Linked DNA regions of Homo sapiens: region 1 is linked to region 2. Evidence: chromatin contacts called from ENCODE POLR2A ChIA-PET data. All regions are on one chromosome and are shown on one strand. Each heading gives the region's core, a stretch centred on a gene start or an enhancer-like site at or near the end of the contact. The rest is flanking DNA. Distances are from core to core; before and after follow the strand shown. Region 1 overlaps TNNT1 (troponin T1, slow skeletal type). Region 2 holds the start of GP6 (glycoprotein VI platelet).

Region 1 (3,968 bases), core at 1,239-3,738, 100 kb after region 2:
CAGAAACAGTGGTTTGTCCAGGCTGAGCCCCGTCTCCTTATGGTGGACATGAGGCTTTTTGTACACCCAGCACTCCGTACCTGAATTAGTTTCCTTTCTGTTTTTGAGATGGAGTCTCGCTCTGTCACTCAGGCTGGAGTGCAGTGGTGCAATCTCTGCTCTGTTCACTGCAACCCCCACCTCCTGGGTTCAAGTGATTCTCCTGCCTCGGCCTCCCAAGTAACTGGGATTACAGACATGTGCCACCATTACCAGCTAATTTTTGTATTTTTAGTACAAACAGGGTTTCACCATGTTGGCCAGGCTGGTCTCAAACTCCTGGCCTCAGGTGATCCACTTGTCTCGGTCTCCCAAAGTGCTGGGATTACAGGCGTCAGCCATCGCGCCTAAACTTAGTTTCCTATCACTGCTGTAATTTGCAAATTTAGTGGCAGAAAAACAATGCAGATTTGTTATCTTACAGCTCTGCAGATCAGACATCTGAAATTGGTCCCCCTGGGCTGGAATCAAGTTGTGAACAGAACCAATTTATTCTGGAGGTTCTAGGGGAGAATTCATTCCCTTCCCTTTTCCAGCTGCTGCCTGCATGTCTGGGCCCATGGACCTTCTTTCATCTTCAGAGGCAGCCATGCAGCATCTTCAAATCTCTCAGTCTGACCCTCTGGCCTTCCTCTTATAAGGACCCTTGTGATGATCTTGCCCTTCCCCACAGGTAATCCAGGACAACCTTCCCATCTCAAGATCTTTAATTTAATCACATCTGCAAAATCCCCTTCACAGCTGGGTGACGGGCAGGTGGCTGTAATCCCAGCTACTCGGGAGGCTGAGGCAGGAGGATCACTTGAGCCCAGGAGTTTGGGAACAACGTGGGCAACATAGAAAGACCCTATCTCAAATAAAAAAAAATAATAATAATAGTAATAATGATGACAATGGCCAGGCATGGTGGCTCATGCCTGTAATCCTAGCACTTTGGGAGGCCAAGGGGGTGAATCACCTGAGGTCAGGAGTTCAAGACCAGCCTGAACCAACATGGAGAAACCCCATTTCTACTAAAAATACAAAAATTAGCCGAGCCTGGTGGCAGGTGCCTGTAATCCCAGCTACTCAGGAGGCTGAGGCAGGGGAATTGCTTGAACCAGGAGGCGGAGGTTGCAGTGAGCTGAGATCGCGTCACTGCACTCCAGCCTGGGTGACAGAGCGAGACTGTCTCAGAAAAAAAAAAAATTAAAATTAAAAAAAAAGGGAAAAGAAGAAAATGGAGAATCCAGGCCGGGCACGATGGCTCATGCCTGTCATCCCAGCACTTTGGGAGGTGAAAGCAGGTGGATTGCTTGAGCTTAGGAGTTGAAGACCAGCCTGGACAACATGGCAAAATGCTGTCTCTACAAAAAATAAAAAAATAAAAAAAACTAGTGGGGCAGAGTGGCGCAGCCTATATAGTTCCAGCGACTCTGGAGGCTGAGGTGGGAAAATCATTTGAGCCCAGGAGGTCCTAGTTATAGTGAGCTAGGATCACACCACTGCACTTCAGCCTGGGTGACAGAGCAAGACCCTATTTCCAAATAAACGAATAAAAAATAATAATAGGCCGGATGCGGTGGCTCACACCTGTAATCCCAGCACTTTGGAAGGCTGAGGTGGGCGGATCATGTGGTCAGAAGATCAAGACCATCCTGGCCAACATGGTGACACCCCATCTCTACTAAAAATACAAAATTTAGCCGGGCGTGGTGGTGCGCACCTGTAGTCCCAGCTACTGGGGAGGCTGAGGCAGAAGATTCGCTTGAACCTGGAAGGCAGAGGTTACAGTGAGCTGAGATCGTGCCACTGCACTCCAGCCTGGGCGACAGAGCTAGACTCCGTTTCAAAGAATAATAATAATAGTAATAATAATAATAATAATAATAATAACAAAATGGGCATCCGGCTGAAGAAGTAACATTTGGGCTCTCAGGGCAGGGGAGGCACCCACCGCCAGCTTAGCCTGACGTTCGCGTTCCTTCTCAGTTCTGAAGCGCTGTTGCTCGGCTCTCTCTGACCGGCGCCGCTCCTGGGAAACGGAGAAGCATAAGGGGGTGCAGGGACGTACCCCCAGTCTTCCTTCCCCAGAGTAGGCTAATAAACAGATTGGAGTGTGGCCACCGACTTGGGTGAATTCGCGAAAGCCTAAGGCTCAGCTCTGTACTAGGAGGAAAACTATTATCTGCATCTCCCAAGATGCAAGGGATCCACATGGAGGGAGGAAGACCGGGGGGAACCCGGACTCTCGGCTCACAATGCGCTCCTTCAAGGCAACCAGCTCCTCTTCCTCCTTCTTCCGCTGCTCGAAATGTACATCGATGAGTGTCTGCAGCTCCAGCAGGTCTTTCTCCATGCGCTTGCGGTGGATGTCCTGCAGGACACACGGGCAGCCCGTCCTAGGAGACCCTGGAGGGGGCAGCAGCCTCCCAGCACCTCCCCCATGCAGGATGGTGAACTGAACCGTTTCCCAGGACGGTATCCAGCAGGTGGCAGCAATGCCTCGTGTTTGACACTAATCAGCTCTTCCAAGGACAGGCTTCCCAAAGACGGGAGTGGGGAGTGGGGACCGGCGCCTTTTTTTTTTTTTTTCCTCCCAGGCTGGAGTGAAATGGCGCGATCTCGGCTCACCGCCACCTCCGCCTCCCAGGTTCAAGCGATTTTCCTGCCTCAGCCTCCCGAGTAGCTGGGATTACAGACACCTGCCACCACGCCCGGCTAATTTTTGTATTTTTAGTAGAGACGGGGTTTCACCATATTAACCAGGCTGGTCTCGAACTCCTGACCTCAGGTGGGTCACCTCAGCCTCCCAAAGTGCTGGGATTACAGGCATGAGGCCCCGCGCCCGGCCGGCGCCTTTTCATGATTGACACAAAGGCCCCTTAAAGACTAGCAACTGCGCCTGCGGAGGGGTCTCTTGTCACTTACATCGAAGTCAACGCGCTCCCCTTCTGGGATCTTTGGCGGGATCAAAGGAGGCACCACGGGGCGGCTGAGTGGACAGAAACACAGAGACCATGAGTGGCCCGACCTCCCTGAGCCACCTCCCACCTCCGGGATGTGCCGTCCAGTGAGGTAGCCGCCAGCCCCGGGAGGCTCCTGAACGTGGAGGGTCCCAGCTGAGGCGGGCTGTCAGTGAAACACACAAAAGAAGGTAAAATACCTCACTACTCATGTTTTTTTGGTTGTTGTTGGTTTTGTTTTGTTTTTTTGACGGAGTCTTGCTCTGTCACCCAGGCTGGAGTGCGGTGGCGCCACCTCGGCTCACTGCAAGCTCCGCCTCCTGGGTTCACGCCATTCTCCTGCCTCAGCCTCCCGAGTAGCTGGGACTACAGGCGCCCACCACCAAGCCTGGCTAATTTTTCTGTATTTTTAGTAGAGACGGGGCTTCACTGTGTTAGCCAGGATGGTCTCGATCTCCTGACCTCGTGATCCGCCCGCCTCGGCCTCCCAAAGTGCTGGGATCACAGGTGTGAGCCACCGCGCCCGGCACTAATCATGTTTTATACTGATTACATGTTGAAATGATAAAACATTATATAACAGATTAAAAAAACTGTGCTATGAAAATTAATTTTTCCTATATTGTTGTACTTTAAAAAATATGCCTAGTAAGAATTTTTTTTTTTTTTTTGAGACAGAGCCTCACTCTGTCACCCAGGCTGGAATGCAGTGGCGCCATCTCTGCTCACCACAACAACCTCCACCTCCCAGATTCAAGCGATTCTCCTGCCTCAGCTTCCCGAGTAGTTGGGATTACAGGCGCCTGCCACCACGCCTGGGTAATTTTTGTATTTTTAGTAGAGACGGGGTTTCACCATGCCGGCCAAGCTGGTCTTGAACTCCCGACCTCAGGCGATCTGCCTGCCTCAGCCTCCCAAAGTGCTGGGATTACAGGCAGGAGCCCCTGCGCCCAGCCATTTTTAAATTTTTTGTAGAGATGGCGT
Region 2 (4,122 bases), core at 353-2,852:
GCCCTCCTGCCTGGGTGACAGAAGTGAGGCCCTATCTCAAATAAAATTAAATAAATAAAAGTTAAAACAGGCTGGGTGCGGTGGCTCACGCCTGTAATCCCAGCACTTTGGGAGGCCGAGGCGGGTGGAACCTGAAGTAAGGAGCTTGAGACCAGCCTGGCCAACATGGTGAAACCCCGCCCCTACTAAAAATACAATAATTAGCCAGACCTGGTGGCAGATGCCTGTAATCCCAACTATTCGGGAGGCTGAGGCAGGAGAATCACTTGGACCCGGGAGGCAGAGTTTGCAGTGAGCTGAGATCATGCCATTGCATTCCAGCCTGAGCGACCGACTGAGCGAGACTCCATCTCAAAAAACAAACAAAAAGAAAAAAAGAATACATCCATGGATGGATAATGAATGAGAGGTTGTTTATATTCACAGTTAACCCTCTCATCTCCAGTAATGCAACCATCTTCTTCCTGCTTAGCCTTTTGGAGATGCTGTCCCTTTAGTGGTCAAATTCTGAAGAAATCAGGAAATAATGCATTCGACATGCCCAGCACAAGTGAAGATCAGGCAGCAGAAATGCATTCGACCTGCCACCCATCCATCAGGAGACTATTTACTCCACTACTGTAGGGGATACTGACAAATTAAATCCATACCTAGTCCAGATATCAATTCCACAATTTTTTTTTTTTTTTTTTTGAGACGGAGTTTCGCTCTTGTTGCCCAGGCCAGAGTGCAATGGTGTGATCTTGGCTCACCGCAACCTCCACCTCCCAGGTTCAAGCGATTCTCCTGCCTTAGCCTCCAGAGTAGCTGGGATTACAGGCATGTGCCACCACACCCGGCTAATTTTGTATTTTTAGTAGAGATGGGGTTTCTCCATGTTGGTCAGGCTGGTCTCAAACTCCCGACCTCAGATGGCCCACCCGCCTCGGCCTCCCAAAGTGTGTAAGCCATGGCACTCAGCCTTTTTTTTTTTTTTTTTTTTTTTTTTTGAGATGGAGGCTCTCTCTGTTGCCCAGGCTGGAGTGCAATGCCTGACCTCAGCTCACTGCAACTTCTGCCTCCCAGTTTCAAGCAATTCTCCCACCTCAGCCTCCCACGTAGCTGGGATTACAAGCACCCGCCATCACGCCCGGCTAATTTTTGTAGAGATGGGGTTTCACCATGTTGACCAGGCTGGTCTTGAACTCCTGACCTCAGGTGATCCACCCACCTCGGCCTCCCAAGGTTGAGATTACAGGCGTGAGCCACTGTGCCTGGCCCACATTTTTTAAAAAAGGGGCAACTGCAGTGTAGTAGAACAAAGTTGTGACCAATGCTAGGATACTCTGTTCATTTCCTGACCCAGCCATGAATACACTGGAATAACTCATGCAAAATGCCAGCTCGCTGGCCCCCCGTTTCCCCACCCAACAAATGAAGGGGCTCTTACAGGTTCCTTTTTGTCCTGAAATTCATCACCAATGCAAATTTCTTAAAAATCCTTTGTCTGGCAGTCCATGCCTGTCCTTCAGCATTTCCCAGATCTGACCCTCAGGACTCACCAAGACAGAAGAGGGCGGTCGGGGATGGAGACATGGTTCCTCAGCCCTGTCCTGAGCTCTGTGGCCAGGGAGGGAAGTGGTGGGAGCCTGGGGCACAGGCTCAGGATGTGATGAGGATGAAGAATGCTCTCCTCCCTTCCTCCACCAGCCCCGGCCTTTCCTAATTGAGACTCATCGAGCCGTAGCCGGCTCCTCAGTACAGTGACTTGCACACAAGCTCCAAGGAGCCGCGCTTATCTCCTCTGGCCAGCCTGGCGTTGCACCGTTTGTCCGCCTGCTGGGGCCTGGTCTGTGTTCCCGTGCTCCCATAAACTCCCTGATGTCACTAGGAAAATACGCATCAAAACCACAGTGAGATATGACTTCACACCTTCTGGAATGGCTGTATTTTTTTTTTTTCTTTTGAGACAAAGTCTCGTTCTTTTTGCCCAGGTTGGAGTGCAGTGGCGCCATCTCGGCCCACTACAACCTCCACCTCCCAGGTTCAAGCGATTCTCCTGCCTCAGCCTCCCAAGTGGCTGGGATTATAGGTATGTACCACACCAGGCTAATTTTTGTATTTTTAGTAGAGATGGGGTTTCACTGTGTTGGCCAGGCTGGTCTTGAACTCCTGACCTCAGTTGATCCACCTGCCTCGGTCTCCCAAAGTGCTGGGATTACAGGCATGAGCCACTGCACCCGACCGGCTATAATTTTTTTTAATGGAAAACAGCAGATATTGGTGAGTATGCAGAGAAATTGAACTGCGCGTGCATTGCTGGCAGGGACGTAACATGGCGCCCCTGCTGTGGAAAACAGTTCCAGCAGCTCCTCCAGAAGTTAAACGTGGGATTGCCATAAAATCCAGCAATTCCACTTCGGGGTACACACCTAAAAGAACTGAAAACAGGGTCTCTAACATATTTGTACACAGTGTTCATAGCAGCTTTATTCACAATAGCCAAAAGGTGAAACCACCCACATGTCCATCAACAACAATGGATAAACAACATGTGGTATATACACACAAGGTAATATCAACCAGCCTTAACTAAAAGAATAAAAATCAGCCAGGCACAGTGGCTCACGCCTGTAATCCCAGCACTTTGGGAGGCCGAGGCGGGCGGATCACCTGAGGTCAGGAGTCCGAGACCAGCCTGGTTAACATGGTGAAACCCCATCTCTACTAAAAATACAAAAATTAGCTGGGCGTTAAATTAGCCGGGCATGGTGGCAGGTGCCTGTAATCCCAGCTACTTGGGAGACGGAGGCATGAGAATCGCTTGAACCTGGGAGGCAGAGATTGCGGTAAGCCGAGATCGCACCACTGCACTCCAGCCTGGGCGGCAGAGTGAGACTGTCTCAAAAATAAAAATAAGGCCGGGCGTGGTGGCCCATGCCTGTAATCCTAGTACTTTAGGAGGCTGAGGCAGGCAGATTGCCTGAGCTCAGCAGTTCAAGACCAGCCTGGGCAACACAGTAAAACCCCCAAAAAATACAAAAAAAAAATAGCCGGGCATGGCGGCAGGCACCTGTAGTCCCAGCTACTCCGGAGGCTGAGACAGGAGAATGGCTTGAACCCGGGACGCGGAAGTTGCGGTGAGCCGAGATCGCGCCATTGCACTCCAGCCTGGGTGACAGAGCGAGATTCTGTCTCCAAAAAATAAAAAATATTATAAAAGAATAAATTCAGATACATGCTACAACGTGATGGACCTTGAAGACATTATGCTAAAGGAAATATTCCGGACTTGACAGATAAATACTGCATTGTGCCGCTTATCTGAGGTATCGAGAGGAGTCAAATTCATAGAGACAGGGATTAGAATGGTGGTTGCCAAGGCCTGGGAAAAGTGGGGAGTTACTATTTAATAGGGAGCGCTTAGGTTGAAGATGATGACAAAGTCTGGGGGATCCATAGTGGTGATGGTTACACAACACTGTAAATGTATTTATATTTAATGCCATTGACTGTTTTTTGTTTTTTGGTTTTTTGAGACGGAGTCTCACTCTGTCGCCGAGGCTGGAGTGCAGTGGCGCGATCTTGGCTCACCGCAACCTCCGCCTCCCAGGTTCAAGCGATTCTCCTGCCTCAGCCTCCTGAGTAGCTGGGACTACAGGTGCGTGCCACCATGCCTAGTTGATTTTTTGTATTTTTAGTAGAGACGGGGTTTCACCGTGTTAGCCAGGATGGTCTCGATCTCCTGACCTTGTGATTTGGCCTCCCAAAGTGCTGGGAATACAGGCATGAGCCACCGCGCCCGGCCAGTGCCGTTGACTTGTATGTGCACTTACAGGTGGTTAAAATGAGAACTATCAGGGTGTTGATATCTAAAAACCTCCCTGCCATCATCTTCCCTACATCTCTCATTCAGTGACCATGGTTGAATGCCTGCCACCTTTCAAATATTATGTCAGGCACTCAGTATTGGCAGTTTTATCCATTATAAATGCTTTAAGCTGCATAGAATTTTAAACGTGTTAATAAAAGTAGTTATAAATCTTTAATACATAAGCTGGCTTTAAAATTATTGGTAAAATAAGATTAGAAATGTCTTAAGAATTGTTGGCGTTTTTGTTTGCACTTATTGAACGAGTGGTT

What was found. ChIA-PET counts read pairs that join two places held with the same protein, here RNA polymerase II (POLR2A).
Region 1: POLR2A ChIA-PET joins it to region 2 with 10 read pairs in activated CD8-positive, alpha-beta memory T cell. The contact joins the enhancer-like site here to the promoter of GP6 in region 2. POLR2A ChIA-PET finds 5 or more read pairs at or near these places in 4 of 52 experiments (K562, Panc1, activated CD8-positive, alpha-beta memory T cell and 1 more).

The regions. Positions count from the first base shown.
Region 1 is chr19:55,138,908-55,142,875 of GRCh38, forward strand. It overlaps TNNT1 (troponin T1, slow skeletal type), which reads right to left. Exons shown (of 14, transcript NM_003283.6): 7 at 2,950-3,013; 8 at 2,279-2,395; 9 at 1,976-2,053. Among named protein-coding and RNA genes, the nearest start is that of TNNT1, 8.3 kb to the right of the region's middle. RefSeq lists enhancers at 2,365-2,424, 2,554-3,058 and a silencer at 2,642-2,867. Within about 2 kb of position 2,489, at least 2 of the 41 ENCODE cell types and tissues checked have a DNase peak (open chromatin) inside an H3K27ac peak, as active enhancers do.
Region 2 is chr19:55,036,662-55,040,783 of GRCh38, forward strand. GP6 (glycoprotein VI platelet) reads right to left here and starts at 1,603. Exons shown (of 8, transcript NM_016363.5): 1 at 1,542-1,603. The coding sequence starts at 1,575. All of the region lies in intron 2 of GP6-AS1 (GP6 antisense RNA 1), which reads left to right. It also overlaps a transcript of RDH13 not described here.